Linked DNA regions of Homo sapiens: all the other regions are linked to region 3. The links are chromatin contacts, found by Hi-C or POLR2A ChIA-PET in ENCODE. All regions are on one chromosome and are shown on one strand. The core of a region is the stretch at or near the end of the contact, and the rest is flanking DNA. Distances in the headings are between cores, read along the strand shown.

What was found. Hi-C counts contacts between places; a loop is a spot of excess contacts on that map. ChIA-PET counts read pairs that join two places held with the same protein, here RNA polymerase II (POLR2A). Pooled maps may share reads with other maps.
Region 1: a map with no recorded cell type shows a loop between it and region 3 (18-fold over the local background). The contact joins two enhancer-like sites. A Hi-C loop is called at or near these places in 4 of 37 single-sample maps with no recorded cell type and 3 of 50 pooled maps.
Region 2: a loop to region 3 is called in a pooled map, with 2.1 times the contacts of the local background. The contact joins two enhancer-like sites. A Hi-C loop is called at or near these places in 2 of 50 pooled maps. POLR2A ChIA-PET finds 5 or more read pairs at or near these places in 2 of 52 experiments (OCI-LY7 and activated CD4-positive, alpha-beta T cell).

The regions. Positions count from the first base shown.
Region 1 is chr9:134,388,011-134,392,391 of GRCh38, reverse strand. The region is part of intron 1 of RXRA (retinoid X receptor alpha); the gene reads right to left. Among named protein-coding and RNA genes, the nearest start is that of MIR4669, 11 kb to the right of the region's middle. RefSeq lists enhancers at 360-569, 610-1,099, 1,150-1,249, 1,630-1,719, 2,080-2,129. Within about 2 kb of position 1,696, at least 7 of the 41 ENCODE cell types and tissues checked have a DNase peak (open chromatin) inside an H3K27ac peak, as active enhancers do.
Region 2 is chr9:133,142,547-133,146,887 of GRCh38, reverse strand. It overlaps a transcript of RALGDS not described here. Among named protein-coding and RNA genes, the nearest start is that of GBGT1, 19 kb to the left of the region's middle. RefSeq lists silencers at 2,123-2,242, 2,273-2,372 and enhancers at 2,519-3,078, 3,531-3,620, 3,671-3,800, 4,200-4,249, 4,300-4,341. Within about 2 kb of position 2,432, at least 27 of the 41 ENCODE cell types and tissues checked have a DNase peak (open chromatin) inside an H3K27ac peak, as active enhancers do.
Region 3 is chr9:133,819,750-133,823,928 of GRCh38, reverse strand. The region is part of intron 4 of VAV2 (vav guanine nucleotide exchange factor 2); the gene reads left to right. Among named protein-coding and RNA genes, the nearest start is that of SARDH, 83 kb to the right of the region's middle. RefSeq lists enhancers at 726-815, 1,156-1,205. Within about 2 kb of position 1,613, at least 3 of the 41 ENCODE cell types and tissues checked have a DNase peak (open chromatin) inside an H3K27ac peak, as active enhancers do.

The sequences.
Region 1 (4,381 bases), core at 447-2,946, 570 kb before region 3:
TGCTTTCCAGCCACAAGGCCGGAGACACTCGGTAAGCTGACCTGTGCCCCTGTACGGCCATTCCCCCCGGGGCATCGTGAGCAGACCACCCATCTGCTGCCTGGGGCAGAGGCTAGGAGGGTGGGAGGGCGGGAGTCAAGCCCCAGTCCTGGCAGAGTCCCCGTGGAAAGAAGCGGAGTCACGGAAAGGGCGTGACCAAAGGCGTGGGGCCACCAGGAAGCTGGGAGCCCCAATCGCCTGCATGTGACGTCCTTCCCACCCTCCCCCTCTGCAAAATGGAGGCTCTGACACCGGGGCTTGCCCTGCACACTGCACCAAGCCAGGTGACTGTCACGGCCCCCTGCAAACACACAGACTCCATCATGTGGTAGAAGAGCTGCCGTAGGCCGCAGCTACCACAGCTCAAACACCTAACTGCAGGTGCACGCCAGGCCAACATTTCATTACATGAGCTCACAGAAGTGTGGTGACAAGGGGGAGCCGCTCCTCCTGCCCCCGTCCTGCAGGGGAGGAACCAGGGCTCAAGGAGGCGAGATGTTTCCAAGCCCGGAACAAGAGCTGCCGGGTCAACGCCTGGAGGCCTGGCTTTCTGAAGCCTCGGTCCACCCCTTGGCCACCCCTCGACCACCAGGGTGGCCAGACACAGCAGACACCCATGAGCCCTGAGAGTTCCAGCAATGACGCCCACCTTGGAGGACGGGTACCAGCTCGGGGACTTGGCAGAATGCTCACCTCTCCAGGGCCAGGCAGGGGCTCCTGGGCAGCGCAGCCTCCCTTCCAGGCCGTACCCCTGAACTGTGTCTAGCACCACCACAGGGCCAGACCTTCGAGGAGGGTGAGTGGGAAGCAGGGGAATTCCTGGAGAAACCCCGCCTGCCCCACAGCCCGCCTGTGTGGCGAGGGGGCCCCCAGCCTGTGGGCTCCTGGGGGTAGTTTCCCTTCAACAGGAAAAGAAATGATTCTTGTTTCATTTTGAGCCATGTTGCTCTCGGTGGCTCAGAGGCCCTGCCACCGCTGCCAGCAGCTCTGTCGTGGAACGGCCAGGCTTTCCACCCTCAGGGCGGCTCTCGTCTCCACCTTCATGTGCACGGCCACCTGGCTCAGGAACACCCCTGCAGTTCCTCAGGTCCCACCTGTGGTGGAGCGTGGCCAGCTCCATGCCAGAGGCCAACACGATGGTTCAGTCGGGGACTCTGAAATGATCAGGGCAGAGGATGCTCCCCCAGGCATGTCCTGGGGCCTGGCATGGGGCCGGCCTCTCTGGGGGACATCCCCAGTCTTCCCACGGCCCGCTGAGCAGCACCATTTGCAGATGGGGGCACCGGTGCTTAGAATAGGCAGGGCATGGCCACCGGGGCCACGCGGTGGACAGAGTCCAGGCAGGGAACCCCTGAAGGACAGAGCACCTGCTCAGCACCCAAGGCTGGCAGTGGGGACCCTCTCCAGCTGGTGCCGGCTTTCCAAGAATCCCCTCCACACCCGTGCCATAAGCCCAGGCCCACCCTAGCACGCAGCATCCTTCCCACAGAAGAGGCTTACCACCCACGCACCTGAGCCGGATGCCTGTCATGTGCAGGGGCCTGACTGGCGGGGCATCTGCAGACGGGGGACAGGGCCTCACCCATGAGACAGACCAAGAACGGGACGTCAGCCCGCTGAGCAGGACTTCCCCCATCACAACCCCAACATGGGCGCCCTCCCTGCCTCTGCCACTCCCAGGGCTGCGGCGGAGCTCAACGACACCAGCCCAGAGGCTCAACTGCACCCAGAGTTGCCTCTTCCGAGCTCAGCCTCAGCACGTCCCTCCTGCCCCGCAGAAACTTGCTGAGGGCCCGGGTCAGGCTCATCACCACTCTGAGCGAGACAAACCACCCCGTGGCCACAGGCGCCACAGGCCCCACAGGCTGAGCCTCAGAAACCTCCCTCCTGGCTGCCGTGCCTGCTGTGTAGGGCCTGGCCCCCCACCCACTGTCCCAGACTGGGGGCTTTGGACTTTGGGAGTGTAATGGGGAGCCCTGGGAACTTCTGGCAGCGACAGAGTGGACCTCCCGCCAAGTGACCCGTGGAAGGGACGGCAATGGAGAGGAGGGTGTGCTGAGCTGGCTTTAGCCTGGCCTGGGCTAGGTCTGAACTTGGCCACTTCTAGGGGCACCCGGGCCCCTACCCACTGTGTGTCAGACTCCCCCTCCCCTTCCCTTAAGCCCAGGGATTGGGGAGCGGACTCCACCCTGCACCAAGGAGATGCCGACCCAGGAGGCCGAGAGAAAAATCCTGCCGGGGAATGCAGGCAAGCGCAGGCTCCGGCCTGCTGCCCCCAGGACGGCCACCCCCATCCTCATCAAGGCTCTGACCCAAGGCCTCGCTGTGTCCCCTCCCAATCCCACCAATCGGCACATATCAGGGTACTGTGGCAGCAGGAGGGGACGAGCCGCTGGCCTGCAGATGCGAGGGTGAACAGGTGGCAGGCAGCTTCTCTGCTCCTCGGTGCCCAGCCCCAAGAACCTGAGACGGGGCTGCAGCTAGCACGCACGGTAACTCCCAGCCTAGCCGGCAGCCCCCAGGGGCCTCGGAAGGAAGGGGAGGGATGGAGAGGCCAGCTGCAGCTATGGAGTCTCTGTCCAGACTCTGGGTGACCCCATCCACAGAGTGCCTCCCGCAGGAACGTCTGCCAGCCCCCTCTGTACAGGCAGAGCCAGACATGGCCAAGTCCAGACCTTGCCCAGGCCAGGCTAAGGCCAGCTCAGCACACCCTCTCCACCACTGTCCCCTCCACTGGTCACTTGGCAGAATGTCCACTCTGTCACCATCAGAACTTCCCAGGGCTCCCTATTACACCCCCAAAATCCAAAGCCCCAGGCCTAGGATAGAGATGCCCAAGCCCTGGCCCCGCTAGCCCTCTGGGGCTAGCCCTCTGCTGTCCCAGGGCTCCCCATTATACCCCCAAAGTCCAAAGCCCCCAGCCCGGGACAGAGGCGCCCAAGCCCTGGCCCCCTAACCCCCTGGGGCCAGGCCTCTGCTGTCCCTGTCCAGCACCCTTCCCAGCCTGCTTGGCCTCACCAACGTCCACTTCTCTGGATCCCACGAGCAACCCCCCGGGGGTGACCAAAGCCAGCGCCCACGTGTGCAGGGAACCCAGCAAAACTGCATTTCCACCATTCTCTCCCCTCCTGACAAATCCGGGAAAACGGGTTCCGTGAAATGGCAACAACGTGCAGTCTGTGCCATCCAGAGGGGCAGGGGACGGGAGCGAGCTGAGGGCGTCCACGACAGGACCGGCCAGGTGGCGGATGTGACTCTCCGAGGAGGACCCAGGAGACCAAACCCCTCCTTGGAGGACCAGAGCTTGGCAGGGAGGTGAGTGGACACAGGCCTGAGGCCACCCTGGAGGAGGCAGGTCACCGGGTCTCAGCCCTCTGGGGCATCCAGCACGAAGGAGAGGAGCCAGAAATGTGTCTTCCAGGGCTTCTGACCCACACCCAGTCCGTCAAGCAGCAGCCCCCACCAAGCAGGGAGGGGGCTCTGTCCCTCCAGAGAACTCACAGCCTCCAGACACCTGGAGACCCTCAGCATCTGCCCCAGGGCACCCGGCTGTCACCTGGCTCACAAGGAGGAGGAGGCAGAGGAAGGACATCGAAGGATGACTCCCCTCCCCATCCAGGTGCAGGAAGACCAGGGAAAGGGGCCGGGAGAGCCCGATGCGCCCAGAATGGCGGCCACCAACTCCACAAGCTAAAACTTCCATGCGCCTGACTCACAGGAGAGGCTCCTGCTCAGGGTCTTTGACTCAGCTTCACACACAACACTAACCTGATGCCTCAGATGACTCCCCAGAGGACAAGCAGTCAGACAGAGGTAATCGTGGGAGAAAGGACCGTCACCAGGAGGCCATGGGGAAAGGTGCACAAATCAAAGTCCAGCAGCCAAAAATACAACAGACCCTGGGCCCCACTCCTGCGTGAGAGCAGAACAACATCCCAAGTCATTCCCAGAAGAGACAGTAAGTGCGCTTCAGGAGACGCTCAGAGTGCCTGACCCAGCACCAGATGCCCGTAGTGACCCCAACACGTGTGCCTGTGCACGCAAATGCACATACACACTCACACACACACTGCTTCTAGCTGAGAACACCAAAGACATCCCCCAACCCTGACGAAGAGCACAGTCTAACAGCCTAGGACCCCTGACGGAAGTGCACAGTCTAACAGCCTAGGATATTTTCTGCATAAAAGTAACTTAATACAAACTCAAACCTCCTGTCACATCAAGAAAGCTGACCTGGAAAACTTCTGCGCCCACTTTACAGATGAGTAAACCAAAGCCAAGAGCTGAAGAGGCCTCTCTGTGGTCACCATGGGGTGCAGCGATAAGTGCCCTATAAGCG
Region 2 (4,341 bases), core at 1,183-3,682, 680 kb after region 3:
TGGCAGGATTCAGTTTTGACTGAGGGCATCAGTTCTTCTGTGACTGTTGGTGGGGGCCCTCCCTTGGTTCACTGCCATGTGGGTCTCTCTGTAGGGCAGGCAGCTCACGGCATCAGAACTCACTTCCCCAGAGTGAGGGGTGAAGGTGGGGAGGAAAACAAGAGCAAACAAGCAAGACAGAAGTCATAGTTTTTTGTAAATCTTGGAAGTGACCTCACATCACCTGTGCTGTGTTCTGTTGGTGAGAAGCCAGTCACTAAATCCAATCACCCTCGGAGGAAGGGGATCACTCAGCAACTTATGTACCAGGAGGCAGGGATCTCTGGGGCCAGTGTGGAGGCTGCCTGGGACAGTGTCTGAGAGGAGGCAGTCAGGCCTGATTCTAAACATAACGGAGGCTGGGCGCGGTGGCTCACACCTGTAATCTCAGCATTTTGGGAGGCCGAGGCGGGTGGATCACCTGAGGTCAGGAGTTCAACACCAGCCTGGCCAACGTGGTGAAACCCCGTCTCTACAAAAAAGAAATACAAAAATTAGCTGGGTGTCTCGGCAGGTGCCTATAATCCCAGCTACTCCGGAGGCTGAGGCAGGAAAATCACTTGAACCTGGGAGGTGATGAGTGCAGTGAGCCAAGATCATGCCACTGCACTCCAGCCTGGGCGACGGAGCCAGACCCTGTCTCAATAAACAAACGAACAAACAAACAAACAAACATCATGGGAGCCATTGGAAGGTGTTCCCATTGGAAGATGCTCCCATATGCCACAGGGGGCCGATATCTGATTTTTGCTTCATTTTCAACCCGTTCATGGTGCAAATGAGGAAACCAGACCAAGAAGGGAGTGACTTTCCCCAGATCACAGCACCAGTGCCCAGCCTGTCCGACTTGTATTCCGGGCTGTGTCTCGCCCCTGTGAGAAGTTTCTTTCCTCACAGTTGTAAAGGCCAGAGGTCCAAAATCCAGGGGTCAGCAGGACCCTGCAGTCTCTGAAGGCCCTTTTCCTTCCTAATCCTTCCATCTCTAAGTCTGTGAGGCAGCTAACAGGTTTTGTAGTATTGTCTCACATTAGCGTGGTGATGTCCCCAGGAAGTAGACGTTAGAACCATCCCCATTGTGCAGGTCAGGAGACTGGGGAGGCCCTGAAAGGCACAATGGCTAGTTTGGGGTCACAGAACTGGCAAGAGGCAGGAGCTTGGTGACCCAGATGGCTTCCCCTCTCTGAGCCTCAGGGGCTGGGAGCATGAGAACACACTGGTTGGCTGTCCCAGCTCCCAGGGTGGCTGTGAGTACCTGGAAGTGCCCCTTGTCTCCCCTCACACATCTGCCATCACTCTCCCCATTTCCTTAACCCCCAGCACTGCTGCCACTTGATTTTTACGAACATCTGAATATGACGAACATACAGATTTTTACGAACATCTGAATATGACGAAGTAGCAAAGGTGGATATTCACTCATTCATTTCGTATCTGTCTCCTGGGCCCAGGCCATGCCGGGGCGGGGGGTGGGGGTAACAAGAATCCGGGGAGTTGCCAGGGGAAGGGGAAGTGCTCATCTGGGGAGTGCGTGGGCACAGAGAGATTCCAGAAGGAGGTGTCCTGTGGTCGTGGTTGATTCGTGGAGGGGAGGTGTGGTGATGGCACAGAGGGTGATGACTGGGACCAGTGTCTATCGGGTCAGCTTCCTGGGCTGCTGTCACAAAGTGCTGGGTGGCTCAACACAACAGAAATGTATTCTCTCACAGTTCTAAAGGCCAGAAGTCCAAAATCCAGGGGTCAGCAAGGCCATGCTGTCTCTGAAGGTTCTAGGAGAGGATACTTCCTTGCATCTTCCAACCTCTGGTGGCTGCCAGTTTCCTTGGCATTCGTTCCTGGTTTTGTAGACGTGTGACTGCAAACTGTGCCTTCATCAGTTCGTGTCTGTCCGCCTGTGCGTGTCTGTCCAATTTTCCCTGTTATCATAAGGATAGCAGTCATTGGATTAAGGCCCACCCTAATCCAGTATGACCTCATCCGGATTCTATCCGCACAGACCCTATTTCCAAATAAGATCTCATTCACGGGTACCAGAGATCTTTTTGTTCAGGGACACAGTTCAACCCGTAACAGGAGTATTGGGAATGATCCCCCTCCCAAAGGCCGGGTACCCGCGTGCCTACGGGGACTAGGGGAGCAGCGGGGAGTCGGAAGACATCGCAGGAACCCAGCCCCCAGCCAGGGGGTGTGGGGGCGTGAGCGGAGCCCGCCTGCTCCTCAGCTTGGCGCGCTCTGGCGGCAGCACCAGCAGGTGGCGCTGTGCCCTCCCGTGCGGCCGCCCAGCCCGGCGCGGAGCTGCCGCAGACAAAGGTCTCGCTTTCGGGTCGCGAGGAGCTTGCGCACAGCTGTAAACAGGCCAGGGGCACGGCCACCTCATGGGTGACACACACGGGAGGAAATCAAACCAGGCGGGGCCGAGGCGGGGTGACTGGGTGGCGACTTTGCGTCGGAGGCCGGCGGGGGGCGGAGGAGGAGGTGACAGGGGTGGCGAGGAGGACCATGGTTTGCAGACCGTGGTGTCAGCGGGGCGGAAAGGAAGGCAGGGAGGAGGGATAGGGGACCTGCGAGGCTGCAGGGGCCAGGAGTTTGCCTTTCGTTTGGTTCCTCGCCTGCAAGCTGAGCCGGCCTTTCTCAGGCCTCTCCAGAGGCCGTGCGGCTGATGACACTGCGGTTTGCAGATAGCTCTCCTGTTACTGCAGGCCCAGGTCTGCGGGTGCTCGGAAGGCAGCCCTGGGCACGGGTGGGCTGTCTGTGCAGATAGAGACTTGAGGGGTCCTTCCCCCCAACCCCAGCCCCAGACCCTGCCTCAGGGGAGCTGGGATGCCTGAGGTGGTCCTGCTGCTCCTGGTGGGGGTCAGCACAGCCCCTCAGAGGCGCCTTTGATATACAAAGGGGCGAGGCAGTGTGGGGCTGAGGAGCAGGGGTCAGGTCCCCGCCATGGAGCTGCTCACATGGCATCAGCGAAAGGGAGCGGAGTGCACAGCGGGCCGCTGGCCCAGGAGTGGAATGAGTGGAAGCCATTCCTTTATTTTATTATTATTATTATTATTATTATTATTATTATTGTTGTTGTTGTTGTTATTATTATTATTATTATTATTATTATTATTATTGAGACAGGGTCTTGCTCTGTGGCCCAGGCTGCAGTGCAGGGGCCAGATCACGGCTCACTGCGTCCTCGACCTCCTGGGCTCAGACCTCCAGAGTAGCTGGGGCGGCAGGTGCACGCCAACACTCCCAGCTAATTTTTGGATTTTTTTTGTAGAAACAGTTTCACCATGTTGCCCAGGCTGGTCTCAAACACCTGGGCTCAAGGGATTCCCCCCGCCTCGGCCTCCCAAACTGCTAGGATTAAAGGCTTGAGACACTGCATCCAGCAAGAGGCCATTTCTTACTGTCACCTCCCTACCCGCACAAGGCCCTCCCACCACCTCCTCGCTCACCGAGCTACCAGGCCCGCCCCTGAGGCTGCTGGTCCTTGACAGTTGGTTCAGCGATTGATTCACACAGCAGATACTGGCCTCTGTACACCTGGCTGGCGCTGGGTGCCTGGCCTGTGGGAAGCACCCTGGCTTCTGTGGAAGGCTCAGGGGTATGGGGCAGACAGATCTTGTGGAGAAGGCATGGGCTGCGAGCCTGGGGACCTGGATTCAGTGGCCACTCTGCCATCAGTGGCGTGGTCAGTCACCATTGCACGCTAGCCACAGGACTATTCTCCACAGAGTCCTTCCCTCTGTCCCCTGCTGCAGAGGTGCCTGGTGATGACAGCCAGCCTGTAGGCCTTGTGCTAAAGTGTCCCTTGTATCTGCTCAGCACTCTGCAAGATAAGTGCCACTGCCATCCTCACTTCCAGGTGGGGAAACTGAGGCACTGGAAGGGGAAGGAACTCCCACAGCTAGGTAGTGGCAGCTTGGCAATGGCGCCTCCCCGTGTGCACACAAGCCTGGGAAGGGCCAGGCACCAGGACCACATTCCTTCCAATTACAGTGGCCTTCCAACGGTCAGGGCTGGGCCCGGCTGCTGGGCAGGGCGGGGCTGGGAGGCCCTAGGCCCCAAGTGGTGGTTAATGGCGGCAAGGAGACATAAACAGAGCTAATGAGCCCCTTTCATCGTCTCCCTGCTCTAATGAAGGCCTTGGACTCTGGGCTTTGCATTTTGGGGGTTCTTGATTCTGGAGCCTCAAAGAGTCTTAGGGCCAGGGGTATGTGGGCCCCCCCATAGGGGTGGGGTGTGAGCTTATGGACTCCCAGTGTCCCCTCCCAGGGCAGCCAAGCCAGGGTGAGGAAGTGGAGAGGAAAGGGAACG
Region 3 (4,179 bases), core at 364-2,863:
CTCTGACGCACGCAGAGCAGGTGCGCGTGACCACCCTGCCCGCTCCGCATTCCCGTGTGTGTGTGAGCAGGTATGGCCTGGGACTTCCAGGGGTTTTCATTTTTAATACCTCGTTAAACTCGAGTGCTTTCAGGACTGATTCGGTCACAGCAACTCTCTGGTCTCATTTAATGCAGTCTCTGCAGAGGGAGGGGACCGGCGCAGAAGGGCAGCTTTAAAGACATACGCATTCATCTTGCCATTTTCCAGGAAGGAGTAGGCAGCTGGGCTTCGGCCCGAATGAGAGGGCTGTGCTGTGTCTGATGAAGGTCCCTCCCCCTCTAAATCGCCCTCCTCGTGCTGTTCTGGAACTCCAGGAAGAGGAAGACTTCTCCCTTTTGACGTTATTTCCCTTGTATTCAGCGTAGATCTGACTGACACACAGTGGCACTTAAGAAATATTGCTCTAAAATGAACAAGCGTCACATGCTGGGTTTTATTGTAGAAGTCCCATCACGTACGTAGTATCTCCTATATCGATTGCCCAACTCCTATTCATTCTACAAAACCCAACCCACAGGTCACCTTCTCTAAGAGGCAGCCCCCAACCCTACCAGGCTGAATTGAAGTTCACCTTCACCAGATGCTTAGAAAGGACAGCAGGACAGTCTCTGCCACCAACTTTCCCTTGTCTTCCTGCTTCTGTTTCTCACTGCTGAGATAAACGCTCCATAAGGGTCATTCATAAAGGAGCAGAGCACAGAGAGGACACCTAACTAGGCCTGGGCCTGGTTCACTGTGGTAGGAGGAAGGGCTGGGGATAATGAGGTCCCGAGAGCATTCACGATTCCCATACTGGAGGATCTGAGCCATAGGTCCATACGCTGTTCGACAATCCCTGCTCCTGTCCCCTGAGAGCCAGGCCCTGGGCTTTGCCGCTTCATCTCAGCCCTCACAACTCTGCAAGGTGGGTGCTCCAGCCCCCATTTTGCAGTTGCACAAATTAAGGCTCAGAGAGGGTAGGTGACTTGCCGGAGGTCACACAGCATGCCTCACATAGCAGAGGGGGAAATGAAACCCTGTGCTGTGGCCCGGGACATTCCCCTGGGCCTAGTCCTTGTGACCTGGCCCAGGGGCTGTTCTTTTTTGGTTCCTGAATATTTTTAGATGGTGGGAGGCTCTTTTACTGCTTAGAAAGAAGCCCCCAAAAAGAGGGAGTTACGGCCAGGAGGGACAGTCCGGTGGACGGGTCTCCTTCCGGGAATCTGGTAGCTGGGGCCTGTGCAGGTACCCGCCTATGTGGCTTGGCGAGCTGGGTGACTCTCATGCCCTCTCTGAGCCCTGGTTTCCCCACCTGTAGAAAAAGCAAGGCCTCCCTCCCTCATGGGTCGTGGTGAGGGTCTGCCAGGGCGTGTGAGAACAAGCTCCCTGATGTGTAAAGCGGTTCTTGTCTGTCTGTCTGTCTATCTCTCCGTCCGTCCTTCCCCACATGCACACCATCCAGTTCCCAGCCGGCTTCTTCAGAGGCTCGATGCGCCTTCTCTCTGCTGCCCCCACCCCAGTCCCCTGGGGATGAAGCACCCTGAGGTGTGGACGGAGGTCAGGAAACATCCGACTCGGTTTCCTAGTAACACACTAATGGCAGCTTGGTACCCTGCTTGGCAGCATCAGACAGCCCGGGGCCAGTGCGGCGCATCCCAGCCTGTCAGCAACACTATTTTATGTCCGCCGTAAACACACAGGCTCACCAGGGGCAGAAAGCAGAGTTTGTTGGTTTTCTTTTGATTTTCTGTGGGCGGCGGGGGCAATGGCCTCTGAGCAGCTGCCTTTCTGTAACAGAATCGGGGCAGGTGGGCGAGGTTGTTGGGCTGGGGCCTCAGGGTCTCGGGCAGAAGGTGAAGGTGGCAGGTTTTGCCGTCCCTGGAGAGCTACAGCCGTGCTCGGGGCCCCTCCTGGAAGATTTCAAGCTATTGTGAGGACAAAAATAATGGTCGGGATTTAGCATCTGTCAGCGCAGCTGACTCCCAGAAAACAGCAGGAGTGAAAGGATGAGACGGGGCAGGAAGGAAGGAGGGGTGGTCACTGGCCTGGGGTGGAGGGAGCTGGGCTGGGGCCCAGGTCTGGCCGTGGAGGCCCATTCACGTCTGGGCTTCCACATTCCTGCCTGGCCATCTCGGGCCTCCTCATGGACCACTGGACAGAGAAGAATGATCCCTGAAACCCACAAAAGCAACACAGCTGAGCAGGAACTAACGCAGCACCAACCCCCATCCAACTTTTTAGTCTCCTAGGTTTTAAAAAATCTGTCATTTTTAATGCTGACCACACTATGTGTTGAGACCGGCCCCTGTGCTAAATGCCGTCTCATTGAATGAGCCCCTCCTTTCGCCCTCTGGGGTGATAGGCCATGCTCCCACTTATTGAGCACCTACTGTATGCTCAGCCTCTACTGGTCTTGTACATGATGGCTGATCCTTGGAACTGTCACTCTCCTGTTGCAGATGGGAAACCGAAGCTTAGGTTATCCTGGTTGCAGTTACAGAGCTAGAAACAGGAAGGGCTACAAAGACAACCCTAGTTTCCCTCGCTGCCTCCCCTCCAGGGGCTCAGGAGCGACAGTCAAGTTCCTGCCAACAAGAGACCCACTGCGGCCCGCCTGTTCCGAAGTGATGAGGACTGGCCTGCTCTGTGGACCAGACACTGGTGTGGCATGGGTGTGGAGTTTTTCCACGAAGTATAGCCTCTGATGACACGGAGCCTCCACACGCTTCTTTCTAGCCGAGACACTGATGTGAAAAGGATCAGTGTGTGACACAGCAGCCTGCCACAGAGCCACAGGAGAGTGATGTAATTGTGCCACGGAGATTCCAGAGCCACTTGCAGACGTGGCAGGGCCTTGAGGTGCTTTTCAAGGACTGGGGGAGAGTGGGCTGGGTCCAGAGGGAAGGCACGACAGCCCGGCCCCTCCCCTGTGGGATTGCGTGGAGGGCCATGTGGGGCTGGCGCTCTGGTTCCGTGTGCCGCGTCTTCGCTGAGTTCTCGTCAAGCTCATGTCTAGTGAGAACGCTGAGGTGAGGGTCCTTGCACAATGGGACCCTCCTGCCCTGTCACTGCCCTGTACTCCCAGGAGACTTCAGACCCCTCAGTGGGTCTCATAGTATACCCCTCCTCCAGCCCAGCCCCTGAGGGTTCCCTCTTCCTCCCAGTGGACAGCTGTGGCCCTCAGGTACACTGGGCCTGCTGGTCATGACGTAAGTGAACCTGCCTTCCAGGTGACTGAGACTGGCCGTGTGTCACCTCCCTGTGCAAGAAACTTGTTTATGGAGGCCGGGCGCGGTGGCTCACGCCTGTAATCCCAGCACTTTGGGAGGCCGAGGCGGGCGGATCACGAGGTCAGGAGATTGAGACCATCCTGGCTAACACAGTGAAACCCTGTCTCTACTAAAAATACAAAAAAAATTAGCCGGGCGTGGTGCTGGGCACCTGTAGTCCCAGCTACTTGGGAGGCTGAGGCAGGAGAAAGGCGTGAACCCCGGAGGCAGAGCCTGCAGTGAGCCGAGATAGTGCCACTGCACTTCAGCCTGGGCGACAGCGAGACTCCGTCTCAAAAAAAAAAAAAAGAAAAAGAAAAAGAAACTTGTTTATGGAGATGGCATCTTTGCCAAGAAGCCAGGTAGCAGTGGCATTTCCACGTCGGTGATGGCCAAAGGAAAGGAGCTATTAGGGAGCAGAGCTTGTTTCCCCAAGTGACACCACAGTAGTGTCTGCCTCTAGGATCTGTTCCGTACCTGGGAGATTTCCTGGTGCCAGGATTCAGATGCAGCTGCTGCCTAGTCAGTCTCCCCACTTGGACTGTGAGGTCATTGGGACAGATGGCCATTGTCCCCTGTGTCCCAAGGACCCAACATATTTCTGATGCAGAATCGGTCATAGGAGAAATACTGGTTAAACCCATTACATCTGGTAGGTTTTTATCTTAATTACTAAGTTTATATTATTAACATTGTTTTATCAAATACGTTTGATTTTATTTTCCTAATTTAATTTTATTTTTTGAAAAACCACTTCTTTACCGTTCCCTTTATTTCTCCCTCTCTCATCATTTAGAATATGTGTGTCATGAAATTTCAGTTCCACTGTTTTAGAATTTCAAATGACACAGAGGAACCCATCTCTCCCAGTGTTCATTGACCAGAATCC